Regions from separate parts of the Homo sapiens genome. Here region 1 is linked to region 2. The links are chromatin loops, found by intact Hi-C in ENCODE. Cell type or tissue: heart right ventricle. All regions are shown on one strand.

What was found. Hi-C counts contacts between places; a loop is a spot of excess contacts. Peaks named below come from ENCODE experiments on the same cell type or tissue, not always from the same donor. Only the 100,000 strongest peaks of a DNase experiment are listed, where the experiment ranks them.
Region 1: it touches region 2 in a loop (2.8-fold over the local background); 8 of 110 quality-filtered maps call a loop at or near these places.

The regions. Positions count from the first base shown.
Region 1 is chr9:89,973,872-89,981,871 of GRCh38, reverse strand. LOC101927847 (a long non-coding RNA gene) reads right to left here. Exons shown (of 3, transcript NR_109791.1): 2 at 3,440-3,596. Among named protein-coding and RNA genes, the nearest start is that of MIR4290, 46 kb to the left of the region's middle. In heart right ventricle, a CTCF peak has its summit at 3,485; no DNase peak of the experiment used is centred here.
Region 2 is chr9:90,081,509-90,089,508 of GRCh38, reverse strand. It overlaps the pseudogene IL6RP1. Among named protein-coding and RNA genes, the nearest start is that of MIR4290HG, 44 kb to the right of the region's middle. In heart right ventricle, no CTCF peak of the experiment used is centred here; a DNase peak (open chromatin) is centred at 3,218; H3K27me3 peaks cover 574 bases.

The DNA.
Region 1 (8,000 bases), 110 kb after region 2:
CCATCTATTAACTCAGCATTTTTCTTTAAATCCTAAAGGGAAGCTACTTGGGAGTCTGAGGTGGGAGGAACACTTGTGTCCAGGAGGTTGAGGCTGCCATGAACACTGATAGCGCCAGCACACTCCAGCCTGGGCGACATGGCAAAACCTTGTCTCAATAATAATAATAATAATTATTATTCTAAGGTAATGCTCAGTTTCTGTTTTGTTCTCCAGGCATATTTTGGTTTACCTTTAAGTGAGCTATGGTGTCAAACATGTCCTCCTTGCCCTCAGGCTTTATTTTCTTAGAATTTGGGGATTTAAGACTCACCTGTTACAGCAATATAACCAAAAAACAAATTTTAAGTAAGCCTACAGGATGCTATTTGTCTGGCTGGCTGAAAAAACCTAAGTGTTCTGAGAAACCTTTCCATCACCACCAGGCATGGAACTGCTACGGAGAAACTGCCAGATGGGAAAGTGTTCATTAACAAGACTTTAGCATGTCGGGCTGCACGATATAAAAGAATATTGATGTCTTCCATCGAATGCATCTCCCAAGAGAAATCAGAATAAATAAAACCGTCTCTTACTGGCTCCAGATAAAAATTTCCTGATTTCCCAAATCACATTTGAAGGGAACAAGGCAGGGTAAATTCTGTTGGTCCCCATAATGTGGTCAGGACTTGGTGAGCAGATGGAAGGAAGGGGATGCAGTTTCCAGGAGCTGCTCCTCCCTGGCATCTATTCTGTGTGAATGGCAGCCTCTCAGACAATGGTTGTGAATGAACCTAGTTTAGGATGCTGGTCTCAAAACAAATCACTTTCTACCTGCCCATCCTCCCTAAGTCATTGAAGACACTTATTATTAGACAGATTCCTAAATCCTGAGTGTTCTTCTTCTAACCTTGTGGAAAAAGTTATAAAACTGGAAGCTCTAAATATTTAAGAACAACAAGAGTTATTTTAGCTGACTGTTTAAATTTTTCTTCGTGTTTATTTAATTTTCAAAGGCCCTCCATCATTGCCCTGTTAGCTGCTCCCACCTCCTAAGCCTGCTCAGTCTTTGTGACAGCTGATGATGGATTGTCCCTATAGACAGTTTAGTTAGCAATTGCAGATTGTAAATGGCACTCGTTCTTCCAAATACTTCAGTCGTCTAGCCATGTACACCAGCATCATTCTGCAGCACACGAATGAGGTCATGGCAATTCTAAAGGTGCCTGTTACCTGGGCATCCACTTCAACACCCACGTGATCCTAATGCTCTGAGGAGGTGTCAGGCACTGGGAATTTAGAGATGGAATACACAGCCCCCATTCCCACCATCTGGTGAAGGTGCACACCTGCTTTGTGGTCCCTGTCCTTAGTGTCTTTCTGGGACCCAATTTTAATGACCACATGAAATCCCATAGCTTGTCTGTCTAATTTCCAATGTTCGCCTCTTTAAACTGTAGTCTAGCTACACTTATCTGCTTATATGGTTCCATCTCTATTGTATTTCATCTATCCAACCCTTTTGTGTAAGAAGGCAGGATATGAATGAATTCAATGTAAACAGATACTTTCAATACAACTTGATAGCTGCTATAATAAATGAATGCCTGGAGAGATTTCAGAATCCTGGGGACTTGCACTGCACTCAGGCTGGAGATAAGGGAATGTCTTCCCTAAGGATTTCATACAAATGAAGGGTAGTGTGTAAAAGGGTCAGCTCTTGAAGACATGCTTTCATGTTGCAGTAGCTGGGAGCACTTCTGTAAGGGTGCTGTATACCGCCAAGGTAAGCAAATGGCAAGGTGGGAGTCTGGATTGGAGGACAGATCTCTGATCACAATCAGTCCTAAATGCCATTGCTAGAAAATATAAATATCGTCCAAGGGTGCAGGGCAGTCATTAAAAAGATGCAATGCAGAAGGGTGGCATCATCAGATCTGCACCTTGGGAAGATCCTTGACATCGAAGGTGAAAGGAAAAAGAGAAGGATTCATTTGCTATTGCAGAAATCACTTAGGAATTCATGCTGTACTTCCACTGCAGGTAGTGGTAGGGTAGGTAATTGGGACCATCCCCAATTGAGATTGGGATCCCACTCCAAGGAATGCACCCTAGGTTTCTCAGACACATACCAGGGAGTGGAACTGCAGTGCGTCCTGAAGGCAGTGGTGTTATGATCCACTCTAAACTAGGAACGACCTAGTGTACCCCAAGTGACAAATGGGAAAAAAGCATGCTCTGTATTAATGCCATGGAACCCTACACAACAACGACTGTGCTTCGCTGCATAGATGAATCTCAAACTCATAACTGTGAATGAAAAAATAAAATGAAATGAAAATGAAGGAAGAGAATACATACCGTTCACAGAGAGGGAAATTCAGGGCACGTGTCAGAGAGGAAACTAGGAGAAAAGTAAAGAAGTGATCACTCTTAAACTGGTCTAGGGATTGCCTTCAGAAGGAGGAAGAGGATGTTACCCAGAAGAGAAAACTCAGAACCTTCCAGAATTCGAGGAATGTTCTTTTGCTTGACCTGAGGACCGGTTACTTGGCTGTTTCTGATATACTATGAGGTTGGTGCAAAAAAAAAAAAAAAACAAAAAACAAAAACATGATTACATTTGCACCAACCTAATATATATGTGAATTTTATGCTATTTTCTTGAGTGTTGTATGTCATGGTTATTGTAAATGGTTTTTTAAAATGTGAATGGTAAGAAAGGGTGGGAACCCGTAATAAAGTAATAAAGTGAGATATTTTAGAACAGAATCCGTAGGGTTGGGTGAGTGACTGATGGAATCGAGAGGCTAGGGAGCAGCACCTAGAATCACCCTGAGGTGTGTTATTGAACAGCAGGTGGGATGGTGGCTTTACTCACCACATATGAGTTATGTGTGTAAAGGGTCAGCTTTAGGAGCAAGTCTAGTGGACTCAAACAGAGGAAATCATGAGTTAGGTTTTAACTTGTCTAGATCCAGATGCTCAGGTCTACTAAGAAATTGGATACTGGCCTAGGGCTTGAAACAAAAGTATGGTTATGAGTTTTCGATTTGAGAGGCATCAGCATTGGCAATCAACATAAGACGTCAAGAATGCAAATGGCTAAAAAGTGTGTGTGTGTGTGTGTCTAGATTGATTAATAGAAAAAATATATAAAATCAACATAAAAAGCTCTTGAAGAACTTCTGGAGTCTAAACTTCTAGTTTGTAGTGGAATGGTGGAGACAAAAACAGTATATTACAGAGCTAGAAATAAAGGATCAAAGTGAAAGAGGAGAACAAAATAGCTGCTTTTGAAGGTCCCTAAAGGGAAGGAGAGGGGAGGGGATGTACCTATGAAGGGGTATGAGTTCTCAGGAGAGTTCTTTCTGGTCTGTCTTTAGCTATGGCAGAGGCTGTTACTACTGGGCAGAGAAGATAATGTTGCAGAAGGGGCAGGAAAAGATGGAATCCAAACCTCAAGTGTTGGTGCTCCTCTTGAACAGGGAGAGAAACACCCTCTTACTGCGGAGAGAGGAACAGCAGCTTGGACAGCCGATGCAAGAACAGGAAATGGGATCCTAAACCTTTCTGGCTGATTTTAGATGGCTGCAGGAGGACAGAACGTAGAAGTCCTAGGAGATAAAATCAACAACTTAAACGACTTTGAGCAACTTCACTCCCTTCCAATCTCAAGTCTGTGTACTTCCAACATTACAATTTATGCGAATTGCCACTTTGTAAGGGAAATGAATATTTGGGAAAAGAAATAGTGTAGCATCCATGGTGACCTAGTTGTTGTTTCTAAAATCCAAATAATTTAAGTTTTGCAAAACACTAGTGTGGTCAAAGAACAAATATGCACAGTAAAAAGCAGCAGATTTCACTTTAAATATGAAATATTGAAAGAAGAAATGAGCAGCGTTGCATCTGCTCTTTCTTTCTTTTATTTCTTTCTTCTTTTTGTTTCTCCTTCCTTCCTTCCTTCCTCCCTCCCTTCCTTCCTCCCTTCCTTCCTTTTTCTTCCTTTCTTCATTTTTCATTTCTTTTTTTTTTATTTAGAAAGTATGCATTGTTCCAAATTTTCCCTTGAAGTCTATTCTCAGGTTTGCAGTTGACATGTACAGAAAAAGGAATTGATAACCTCATGAGAAAATGGAAAAAGAAAACAGATGCTTATTACTGTCTCACAGCATTGCTGTCCCCAAATTAATTAGACCAGGAAGCTTGTAGGTTGACAGCTTATCTACCTTTTAATTCTGACCAAGGCAAGACTGAAATTCCTTTGAGAGAACAGGGGCGAGGGGGCCACTGAATGTATTACAAATGACCTGCCGTTTGATGTGTTACCAAAATCACTGTCAATTTTTTATTCACCTTGGATGAATTGTATTGCAGAAAAGACACATGCATTTAATTACTGGAAGTTTGGAATCTAGGGATAAATTTTCATGCATTCATTTGCCATGATTTTGAAAAACAAAAACAAAGTAAAAACTCTAGTACTACAAACAGTTTAGAAACCAAAATGAATCACGTTTTCAGAAAACAGACCCACTGGATGGTAGAATTAAAGGTAATTTTAATTTGCTTCTTTATGCTTTTGATTATTACATGATTTTCTTTTTCAGCAAGTATTGTAACTTCTATAATGGAAAGAAAGAAAAAAGAAAGCAGCTACAGTAGCCACATTCTGGATTGCCTTCCACTCAACCAACCCAGTCAGATGCCCCACTGGTCCTCTGAGATGCTTGCACACCTGTGTTCCAACTAGCTGGGCTGCTGTTGTCCTATCCTTGTAGAGCTCCTGGATGCTGACATGCACCTACTTTGTTGGACTCACAGGCATGGACTTCAGCAGCTGAATGGTGTGCTTAGTGTGAAGGATATTAACACAGAGGTGTGCAGTGGGCAGAAGGGCCCTGCACACAGCCAGATCCTCCTGCCAGCTGAGGACACCAGACGAGTTGGCAAGAAAGCCCATGCCACATCTAAAGCCCTGATGGTGCCAGGACGATGTTCTCCAGGACTCACCAGCTGCCCTTCCTACATCTGGCTGGAGCATCGCAAACACTTATCTGAACATATCCAGCTTACATGGGTGAAGGACTTGAAGGACTATGCTAATGGCATTCACAGTCTGGGTATATTTCCACATCAATACCCATGAAGCCCTCAATTTAGGTTTCCCAAGAACTGGTTGTGCTTTTGCTAAACGCGCTTATGCTGCTTCTACTTGATATTGGTATTAATTCAGATAAGCCAATAACAGCGGTAATAAATACTGAATGAGTGCTTACGGTGTGCAAAGCTAACAAAATTCATTTAATGCTCATAACAATTCTACTATGTATGTACTATTGCTTTTTTTTCAGATGTAGCACATCTGAAAGTAACATGCCTAAATTCACATGGAGTGCCAGGTTCAAAACCCAAGTGGTCTGGTTTGAGTTTCCCCCTGAAACACCATGAAGAACAGAATTAAAGCAGTTGGGCTGTGTTGCATTTTTCCCTCTATTATGGGAGGGTGAAGGGAAGGTCCTAGAGGAAATAAATTAAGGCATAATTCTGGGCTTTGGGGCAAAAAGACTAATAATATTTTGCTTGGAGAATATCTATCTGTGGAATACTTCAAGCAAGATATCCATGACTTACAACGGCTTGTGTAATCAATTTACATTCATGCAGCATGGCTTCTGGGGAGAGGTCACACAGGACTCCCCTCTAGAGAGTATCCAATGAACTCATAACTTACGGTTCTCCCCGTTATGTACTACAGTTGTTTTTGCATCTCCTGCAGCTTCCTGTTAATTCTTAGTCTTGTTACCATTCAGGTGAAGAGTTCAGCAAATGCTTGTCTTCACTGCCCCCCTCCTTCCCACCCTGTTCTCTGCAAATGCTGTCCCCATCTCCCCAGTCCTTAGGTCCAAAGTCTGTTTTTAGGTCTGTGAGATTTCTGAAAGCTCTGCTGGCTTCTGGGCCTCTCCACAGCCTGCTTCTGTCCAAGATGGTGATGTTCTCGGCCTCTTGCCCCATCTGCCAAAATTAACAGATGTTCCAAAGTAACAAGCAGCCCATTAAAGCTCCTCTTCATGCCACACACTCCTCTCGGATGTGGGCTCTGAGGAAGTGGCTCCTGGGAGCTGCCTCTATGGCTCTTCAGGGCATTTCAACAGCTTCTTACATTTTATCTGGCTTTTTCAGTGGCTCTGGGCAAGAACATTGGTCTGCTACAAACTATTTCATCACAATCAGAAGCAGAACTCCTATATTTCAATTTGGAAAAAAAAATAAAAAAGAAGTGACTTATCTACTGTAGTACTTCTACACGTTTTAGGTTCCACGAATGCAAATATATTTCATTTTCACTTTGAGTTTTTTGTTGATACAAGGTTATTGTTCTTGTTTTGAAAAACTCACATGATCTTATTGTCCCTAAAAATAAGACAATTACTCTACGGAGTCATGAATTGGTAGGGCTGGAAGGAAACTTGGGGAAATTTAATAAAATGTTCTCATTTTTAAGGTAAGAACTGATGGGCCTAAAACACAGAAAACTGAAGCATGATAAAGCCTCAAATGTTTCTTCTACTTCTCTAGCTTTCAAGTTCTTTTCTCTCTCTTCATGTCTTATGACTTCAAACATTTGAAAAAATAGTTCATATGGGTCATGAATGAAGTCATCACGTGACTTAGCAAAATGGAGGGTGAAATACCAAATAGAATGTCCCTGTACCTCTGGCCTATTTTGCATATGCTGTTGTCCAGACACCCCTATGGCCAAACAGAGTTGCCACTGAGCACCCCTACCTGCAGACATTTGTTTACACAAGAGATCCTCTAACCCATAGGTTTAGGGAAAAGCAAAGGTGCTTAAGGCAGCCAGCATTCTTCAGCTCTTGGACTTAGAAGCAGGAGCAGGGTCTCAAGCCCACAAAAATGTGTTGTGTGTGCTGGGCCTACCTAAGCCCCCATGCTGGGGAATACAACAAAGTGTTGTAGACTAAAAGAAACAGGAAAGAAGGACATCATCTTCATCTCCTTCCTCCCTTACTTCCTGCTTCCAATTCACCCCCAAGTCCCATTTTAATTGCAAAATTAAAAAATAAAATTAAACTATATTTAAAATTAAATTACATTAAATATATTAAAATTAAAATTAAAATATATTTAAATTGCAAAATATATCTCAGGTTCCCCCACTTTTTCCCAGTACCACTGCTGCAACCCCAGATCCATCCTTCTTTATCTCATGCCTGGACTGTTGCAGTAGCCACCTAATGACCTTCCTGCTTCCATTCCTGTTCCCCTTCAAATTATTCTTCTCCCACGTTAATATTTTGTAACATATCTACAGTCTTGCCACATCCTCACTTAAATTCTTCAGAATATGCTTTGCATATGGAATATCCTCCAAGTTCACACCTTGGTCCACCCTTCCCCCTCCATGCCCATCTCATGCCACTGTCCCTGCAGGGCACCTGCGTTGTGCACCTGCCATGCCAGCCTCTTCTGTGCCTTCTGTATGCTTTTTTCCACTTCAGCATATTTTCTCTAATGAGAAGCCCTGCACCCACACCAAAAACACTCATGTGCATGCCTTGCTCCATACCCTACCAGTCTCAGCTTAACTATCATCTTCTCAGTATACCATCCTTGACCCTCCCATTGTCTCTGTCATTGACATGGCCCATTTTTTTCAGAGCCTGTCTCACACTCCTATTCCTTCACTTTATATTCCATCTAAGCCATTCATGTTTCATGATGTCAGGAGCATGTCCATTTTACCGCCTTTTGTGAAACAAGCCCCCTATTGCCTGGCGTTCACTAGGTACTCTCTAACGGAATGCACTTATGGATAAATAAATGCAGGAAGATATGGGAGGATATGCTCTTCACTTCCAGAGTTGACTGGATTGGGTAAAGTTTTCTTCCAGAAATACTGTTCAAAGGTCTGGAATGACTTGCCAAAAGATGGAAGCAACCCAAGTGTCCATCGACAGATGGGTGGAGAAACAAAATGTGGTCCATTCATACAA
Region 2 (8,000 bases):
AGCATTCTTCTTTTCTGGAACTGAAACTTAGTTGCCCTCCCCTAAGGAACAAAGCATGGTAAGGGAAAAATAGTGACTTTTCAGTGGAGAATAGTGACTTTTCAGTGGCTGACACCACCTTAACCAAGTGATGCGGGTGAACAGGCAAACAAGTGAAGGGGTGAACATGACATTAACATCACAGGTGGTTGATATCATTCACCCCTTCATGTATGATGATAAAAGGCAGACAGACACAGCCCCCCTATGGAATTCTCCCTCAAGATTCACGACTTCTGTGGCACCACGAGAAAACAACAGACAACCCCAGTATGAGGGAAAGTCTGCAAAATACTTGATGAGTATTATTCAAAAGTATCAAGGTCACAAAAAACCCTGAGGAACTGTCACCAATTCCAAGTGACTAAAGAGACATGACTACTAAATGTGGTGTAATATTCTGGATGGGACTCCGGAAGAGGAAAAGGCCAGAGCAAAAAGCTGGTGAAATCTGAATAGTCTGTAGTTTAGTGAATTGTGTTGTATCAATGATGAGTGCACCGTGGTTTTGTGAGATGTTGACATTAGAGGGAGCTTGGGAAGGACCAGAAATTCTCAGCACTATCTTGTAACCCTTTTGTAAATTTGAAATTATTTCAAAACAAAAAAGCTACATAAAAAGAGAAGGAACCACTGGCCTTACGGAGATTTTGACAAGTAATAAAAAATAATTGCCTGCATGAGGCCAGACTTCCGCATGAGAAAGCCCAAAGGCTGGTTCCAGATGCTCCTCTGTGAGACCAGGCCGGCCTGACCCCTTTTGTGTGGCTCTGTGGCAAAGGCTGACAACTGTGCCTCTGGTGATGGGTGAGAGAAAATGAAGGCGGAGGGACAGGTTTCTTTCCACCACAAAGCTGAATCAGGGCTGGACCACGGCCCCTTCCACAGCAGTGAGTTCCAACAGCACAAATGCAATCTGTAGACATTTTCTTGGCTGGAAAAGAATCAGGTCCAACTGGAGGCACCTGTCAACTTGAGCTGATTACAGATCAAAACGGGATGGTTGTGGACTCCTGAAACTGCTGTTGGGGTTTTCAGTTTAGTCTTGGTGTCTTCACGTTTTTTTCCTTCTGATTTCATCTCTACATCTCGGGCAAAGTAATCCATCCACAGCAAGGAGCAGATGCACCCTGCTGGCTAGTAGAGAGACGCCCTCACTCATCAAGATAAAAACCAAACTGCAGGAGAGGACTGCTGCCATCTTGACATAAGCATTGCTTTAAGTTTGACCATCAGTTTCATCTACATGAATTTCATGTAGACATAACCTTGTAGAAGACTACAGGGGCAGAGGAGGGCAGTCAGGGTTGGGGGAGGGAAGAGACAGCTCTGATGACCTGGAAAAAGATTCATTGGTAAGCTGGGTGCGGTGGCTCACCCCTGTAATCCCAACACTCCAGGAGGCCGAAGTGGGCAGATCACGAGGTCAGGAGATCGAGATCATCCTGGCTAACACGGTGAAACCCCGTGTCTGCTAAAAAAGACAAAAAATAAGCTGGGTGTGGTGGCACATACCTGTAATCCCAGCTACTTGGGAGGCTGAGGCATGAGAATCGCTTGAACCCAGGAGGCAGAGGTTGCAGGGAGCCGAGATCTCGCCACTGCACTCCAGCCTAGGCAACAGAGTAAGACTCCGTCTCAAAATAAATAAATAAATAAAATTAAAGTTTCATTGGTGATTCTAGGATTTATCAAGATACCATCTTTCCTCTTCCTCCCAAAAGATTACTGAGTGTAGACAGTCATTGACATCATATCTGTAATGGAAAGGATACAGGAACACAGGAGACCTGGCTCTAGTTTGAGCTTTACGGCAACCTGTGTCTCTGGATAAAGACCTCAACTTTTCTAGGTGTCATTTTCTCACCTATTAGCCAGCAGGGTTGAATAATGGTAACTTCTGGGGCCTTTCTCCTGGTATCTCAGGTATAATTTTAGGAACCCGTGATGGGACTCAGTGGAGTTATAAGCAGAAAATTAATGAGTATTACAGATTCTATCTAGCCCATTCTATCTAAAGTGATTAATGCACACTGTACACTACACACAAAAATAGAGGTGAGTTAATGCAAGCACTTTCTTTAGAATTTCTCAGTAAGCCCAAGATGAAAGTTGGCAGAACATTTATAAAATTTTTCCGTATGATGTCAACAGCCCTTCCTTCCTTCCTTCCCTCCTTTTCTTTTTCCTTCCTTCCTTCCCTCCTTTTCTCTCTCCTTCCTTCCTTCCTTCCCTCCTTCTCTTTCTCTCTCCTTCCTTCTTGCCTTCCTTCCTTCCTCCTTCCATCTCTCCCTCCCTCTCTCCCTCCCTCCCTCTCTCCCTCTCTCTTTCTCTTTCTTTCTCTCTCCCTTTTCCTTCCTTCCTTTTTCTTTCTTTCTTTCTTTCTTTCTTTTTTTCTTTCTTTCCTTTTCTCTTTCTTTTTTTTTTGAGATGCAGTCTTGCTCTGTTGCCCAGGATGGAGGGCAGTGGCTCAATCTTGCCTCACTGCAACCTCTGCCTCCTGAGTTCAAACAATTCTCGTGCCTCGGCCTCTTGAGTAGCTAGGATTGCAGGCTTGCCCCACCATGTCCCACTAATTTTTGCATTTTTAGTAGAAACGGGGTTTCATCATGTTGCCCAGGCTGGTCTCGATCTCCTGGTTTCATGTGGTCTACCTGCCTCCACCTCCCAAAGTGCTGGGATTACAGGCGTGAGCCATCGTGCCCAGCCAGTCTTTCCTTTCCTAACAAGCAAATATGTGGTATGTGTGTGTGAGTGTGTTAATCAAGTAGGTCAGTTTATTGCTGTCTGACAACCTCCTAGAACTGACTCTTACATAAGCAATGTTGAATCCTTTGGGTTCAAAAAGCATGATTCTAAATCTGAATGATTGGTTTTGGCCTCCTTTCTTTTCTAAGACAAGAGACAGCCCTCTAATTATAGCATACCACAATAAGAAAATCAGCCTAATTAATTTAGTTGAAAATTAATTACCTTTCTGTACCCAGGACAGGGAGTGAAAGGCTTTGCTCTCAAAAGACCACCCCTCCCACCCTGACTGAGGGCTCTAGGGACAGGATGAGGAGGCACACCCCCACTGGGCCAGGCTGCCACCCCAGTACCATATGGGCTAGAATGACTTATGGGGTAAAGAGACATGAAGCACAGGAGCCCATCACAGAATGCATGGCTGGGCCCTGCTGGGCCGTTGAGCAATATTGTGCTTGCTGTGTGTGCAAAGCAGCAAGGCAAGAGGAAGCTTGGCTGAAATCAGCGCAAAATGCAAAAACACTTCCTTAGTGACCTGGCTTACCCTCATCAACATGTGAATTCTTATTGTTAGCAAAGGGTTCCAGGGTGCTCTCAAACATCAAACACTGCACAGATACCAAACCCACACTTTGACAAGTGTTAAGGAGAAACAAACCAAAACCATTTGCTCATAAAACACAGATGGATTGAAAAGACTAAGAGGAAAATAATCTGGGCAAAATACAATTGGAGTTAGTAAACACAGCACATGCAAAAACTGTTTGAGACACTGGGAACAAAAAGACTAGGGTCAGATCACCCAGCCCTGTTGTTAAACCTCTTATCTCCTCCACGAACAGCCAATGGCAGTGCAAATCCCACGTAAGGCAGGGTGCATTGCCCATTCAATAAAGGAAAGCCTAGGATGTGGGCCACTGTGGGGCAGGAAGACCCTTCAGAAGCACAGTGCATGCACACAAGGTACTTCCAGTATGCAAGGGACGGCTGTTTCCAGCCCACCATGCCTGCCACTCATTTGTGTCCACTGTATTCCTATCAACTTATGGCGTTTATAACTAGACCAGAGGAGGGTCTAATAAATTTCAGTCTGAAAAGAGAGTCATGTAAAACAGTTATGAGAATTGCTAGATTTGGAGACCATTCTTCAAATATATCTCTTTCAAAATATTTGTGGTATTCTTAAGCATTGGGCAATGTTTTAACATTTGAGTCTCAACTTTACAACTCGCTTATTGGGAGGTCCTTGCATTTACCAATATTTTAGCCATTATGAAAATAGAGTCTGGAGGGCATTTTCCTTAATATCCTTCAAGATATATGCTATTTTATCAATTATTTACTCAGAGTAATTACACCAAGAAATCATTGCCCTTCATCGTTTTAATCCTAAATAATAACAAATGCATGGATTCACTTTGGAAGAATGTCTCAAATTTTATAGTGAAAAAACTCCAAACATACAGTCAGTAGGAATGCTAATATTTACCCTCAGCAAACCATTTGACATTCCAGATTAACTAAAATAATATGGTGGCTTAAAGTTGTAGATAATTTGATTATTTTGTGACTGTTTTCCTGCAACAAAAATAAACTTAGGTATCAAAATTGATGTACATTTTCTCATCAATAGTCTGAGAGCTATTTTGAAAATGAGCTACATACAACTCACTGTACTTGCTATACTCAACTCTACTTGCTACAAACTGCCCTCGTTACCACTTGTTCTGTAATCCAAACTGCTCTGTCACCATCTGTCAGCAAGGAGGTGGCTTGTTGAGGTTATAAAGCAGCAGGAGGCAGGACAGTGCTTAAGATAATCAGAACCTGCTGGGCGCGGTGGCTCACGCCTGTAATCCCAGCACTTTGGGAGGCCAAGGCGGGTGGATCACTTGAGGTCAGGAGTTCAAGACCAGCCGCCCAACATGGTAAAACCCGTCTTTACAAAAATACAAAAATTAGCCGGGTGTGGTGGCGCTGTAATCCCAGCTACTGGGGAGGCTGAGGCAGGAGAATCGCTTGAACCCCGGAGGCAGAGGTTGCAGTGAGCCGAGGTTGTGCCATTGCACTGGGCGACAGAGTGAGACTCTGTCTCAAAAATAATAATAATAATAATAATCAGAACCTCCAACCCCACACCCAAAATACATTATTTTATTTCTATTCTTCCTAATAAGTCTTAGATATTTATCCTACTGTATGGTCTAAAATCATCCGTCCTCAGAGCTGCCCCATCTCCTTGGAAAAGAAATGTAACCAGAGACTGGGGTTCTGATTGAACTTGCACTTGATCCTGAGGAATCCCTTAAGAAAATGGATGTTACAATCCCACATTTAGGTTGATGTTGTTATCTGTTTGATCTCTCTTTACAAATGCTACTTCCCACCATGCTCCTTCCTCCATTATTTGACACATATTTCTTGTACTTCAAGAGGCAGCTCAATATTCAGTTCTAGGAAAAATGTTCACGGTTCTATTATCTCATTCTAAGTTAGAATTTTTCTCATGTGCTTATATAAGGTGTGGTGCTTACCTCTATCTCAGTACTTAACGTATCATTTTGGAAATGGCTATTTGTTGATTTTACCCACTAATTTCAGTGGAAGTCCAAAGATAAATCATTTATTTCTGGAACTTTATGCATAAATAGTACTGAGCTTGGACTGAAAGCCTCGTAAAGGCAGCCATGCTGAGCGGCTCACTCCTGCCATATCCCTACGCCTGGTCTATTCCTTGTCGTTTGCCAGACACTGAACACATTTTTATCCAATGAATTAATGAAGTTGCACTTAGTATGAAAAGCATAATATACTTTATAATTGATGCAGGCATAATTGCACAAATCTCTTGTAGGAAAAGCTATCCTACAGCAGAGGTTGGCAAACTATAGCGCAATTGCTGCTTTTGTATCCTCTCCAGAGAAGAACCATTTGTGCATTTTCAAATGGTTTTTTTTTTAAAAAATCAAAATGAGAGTAACATTTTATGACATGTGAGAATTACGTGGAATTCAAATTTGGTGTCGATAAGTAAAGTTTTATTGGCACACAGTCTTGTTCATTCACTTGTGTACTGTTCATGGCTGCTCGCCCAGGGCAACGCTAACAACAGGGCTGAGCAGCTGCGGCCAAGACCAGATGTGCGTTCTCCTTGCCTTGCACTCTGGTGCACTACAAATTGCAGTGACGGCCTTCCAGCGCTGCTTGCGATGCCATCCTATGGCATTTTAGTCATTTAATTTCAATGCATCTTCTTACGTTTGCCAAGAGAAGAGGAGAAAAGCGGACTCCAAAAGTCACACTTTCAAGCCAGAGTGGAGTGTAGATCATTTTGTTATGAGATTAGAAGGCAAAGCATGTCTTTGTTATGCAATGATCTTATAGCTGTGCTAAAGAGTATAATATACACTGACTTTACCAGGCAGAGCACTTAGCATGGTATTCCCAACTGCAGGCAGAAAACTGATAAAATTTAAAATAGAATAATACCTTTTCCAGAAAGAACACTTGTTTGAAGAGTTGAGAACATTGAAAGGAGCCTCGAACGTTAACTAAAAAGCAAGGTAAAAAAGTATAAAAGTATTATAAGCAATTATAACAGGCAAAATTATAAACTATTAGATGATGATGGAAGTTATCTGTATCAGCTTGGGGATGAGAAAGCTCTTTAAACAAGACTCAAATTTTACAAACTCATAAAAATATTTAAAATGTTCTACTTCATTAAATGAAGAACTTAGATTGTTCAGAAAATACTAGAATATCATTATAAAATAATGCAAATTAAAATTATACCTGTTAGACTGGCAAAAAATCAACATTTCGTATCTCACTAATAGGTCAAGACTGGGAAGAAACAGGTCCTCTTTTTCACTATTGATGGGAAAATAAATTGGTCTAGCCAAGTCACTTTACAAAGTGAATTTCAAGATGTTTTCCTGCATTGTCAGTACCCGTCACTGCTCCAAGTTATGGGAGTGGGAAATCGCACTGACCCCTACTGAGCCAGGCTGGGCGGGGCCAGAGGGAACCGAATGGGGGCTGCCCCCTGTCCTGAGCCCACCTGCCCACCTGTCACCCTGCCTCTGCCTCCTGGTTCCCACCAGTCCATCCACCTCTCTGGGACCACTGGGCATTAGCCAAGAAGGAAGCATGCTGGCCATCAGCTGAGTGCTGCTGGCCACACTGCGGGCAGTGCTGGCCCAAGAGGCTGCCCTACGCTGGAGGCAGTGAGTGATGTGCTGACCAGGATACTGCATTCCCCTGACCTGTCCAGAGGGAGAACCTGAAAATCATGCCACTGTCCACTGGTTGCACAGGACTCCCAGCGCAGGCTCACGCCCCAGCAGATGGGCTGGTGTGGGAAGGAGGCTGCTTCTGAGGTTGGTGCAGCTCTGCGACTCTGGAAACTATTCTTGCTGCCGGGCTGGCTGCCCAGCAGGTCTGTGCTTTGTTGGTGGATGTTTCTCCTGAGGAGCCTCAGCTCTCCTGCTTCTGGAAGAGCCCCCTCAGTGACATTGGTTGTGAATAGAGTCCTTGGAGTCAAGGTTCTGAGTCAAAGCTGTGCTATTGCTGAGAAAGTTTCAGAACTGTCAGGCAGAACTCTTCCAGGAGCCGTGTCAGTATTCTCAGGAGTCCCAGAAGTTCTGCCAGTTGGCAGTGCCAGAGGGAGATTACTCTTTCTATACAGTGTCCCTGTGTGTCACCAACAGTATTGGGAGCAAGTTCAGCAAAACCCAAATATTAGAGGGTTATGGAATCCTGCAGTCCGACCCACCTGTCAACATCACAGTCATTGCTGTGGCCAGAAAGCCCTGCTGGCTCAACGTCACCTAGCAAGACCCCCACTCCTGGAACTTATATTTCTACAGACTATGGTTTGAGCTTTGATACCTGGCTAAATAGTCAAAAATGTTCATAACATGGATGGCCAAGGATCTCCAACATCAGTGTGTCATTCACAACACCTGGAAAGGCATGAGGCACCAGACACAGCTTCAGGCCCAGGAGGAGCTGGGGCAAGGCTTGTGAAGTAAGTGGAGCCCAGAGGTCATGGGAATCCTTTGGGCAGACTCCAGGAGTCCTCCAGCTGAGACCACCTCCATGCAAACACCTACTACTAATAAAGATGATGATAATATTCTCCCCAGAGATTCTGCAAATGCAACAAGCTTTCTGGGTTAAAGAAGACGTGGAAGTTGCAGGGTCTGAAA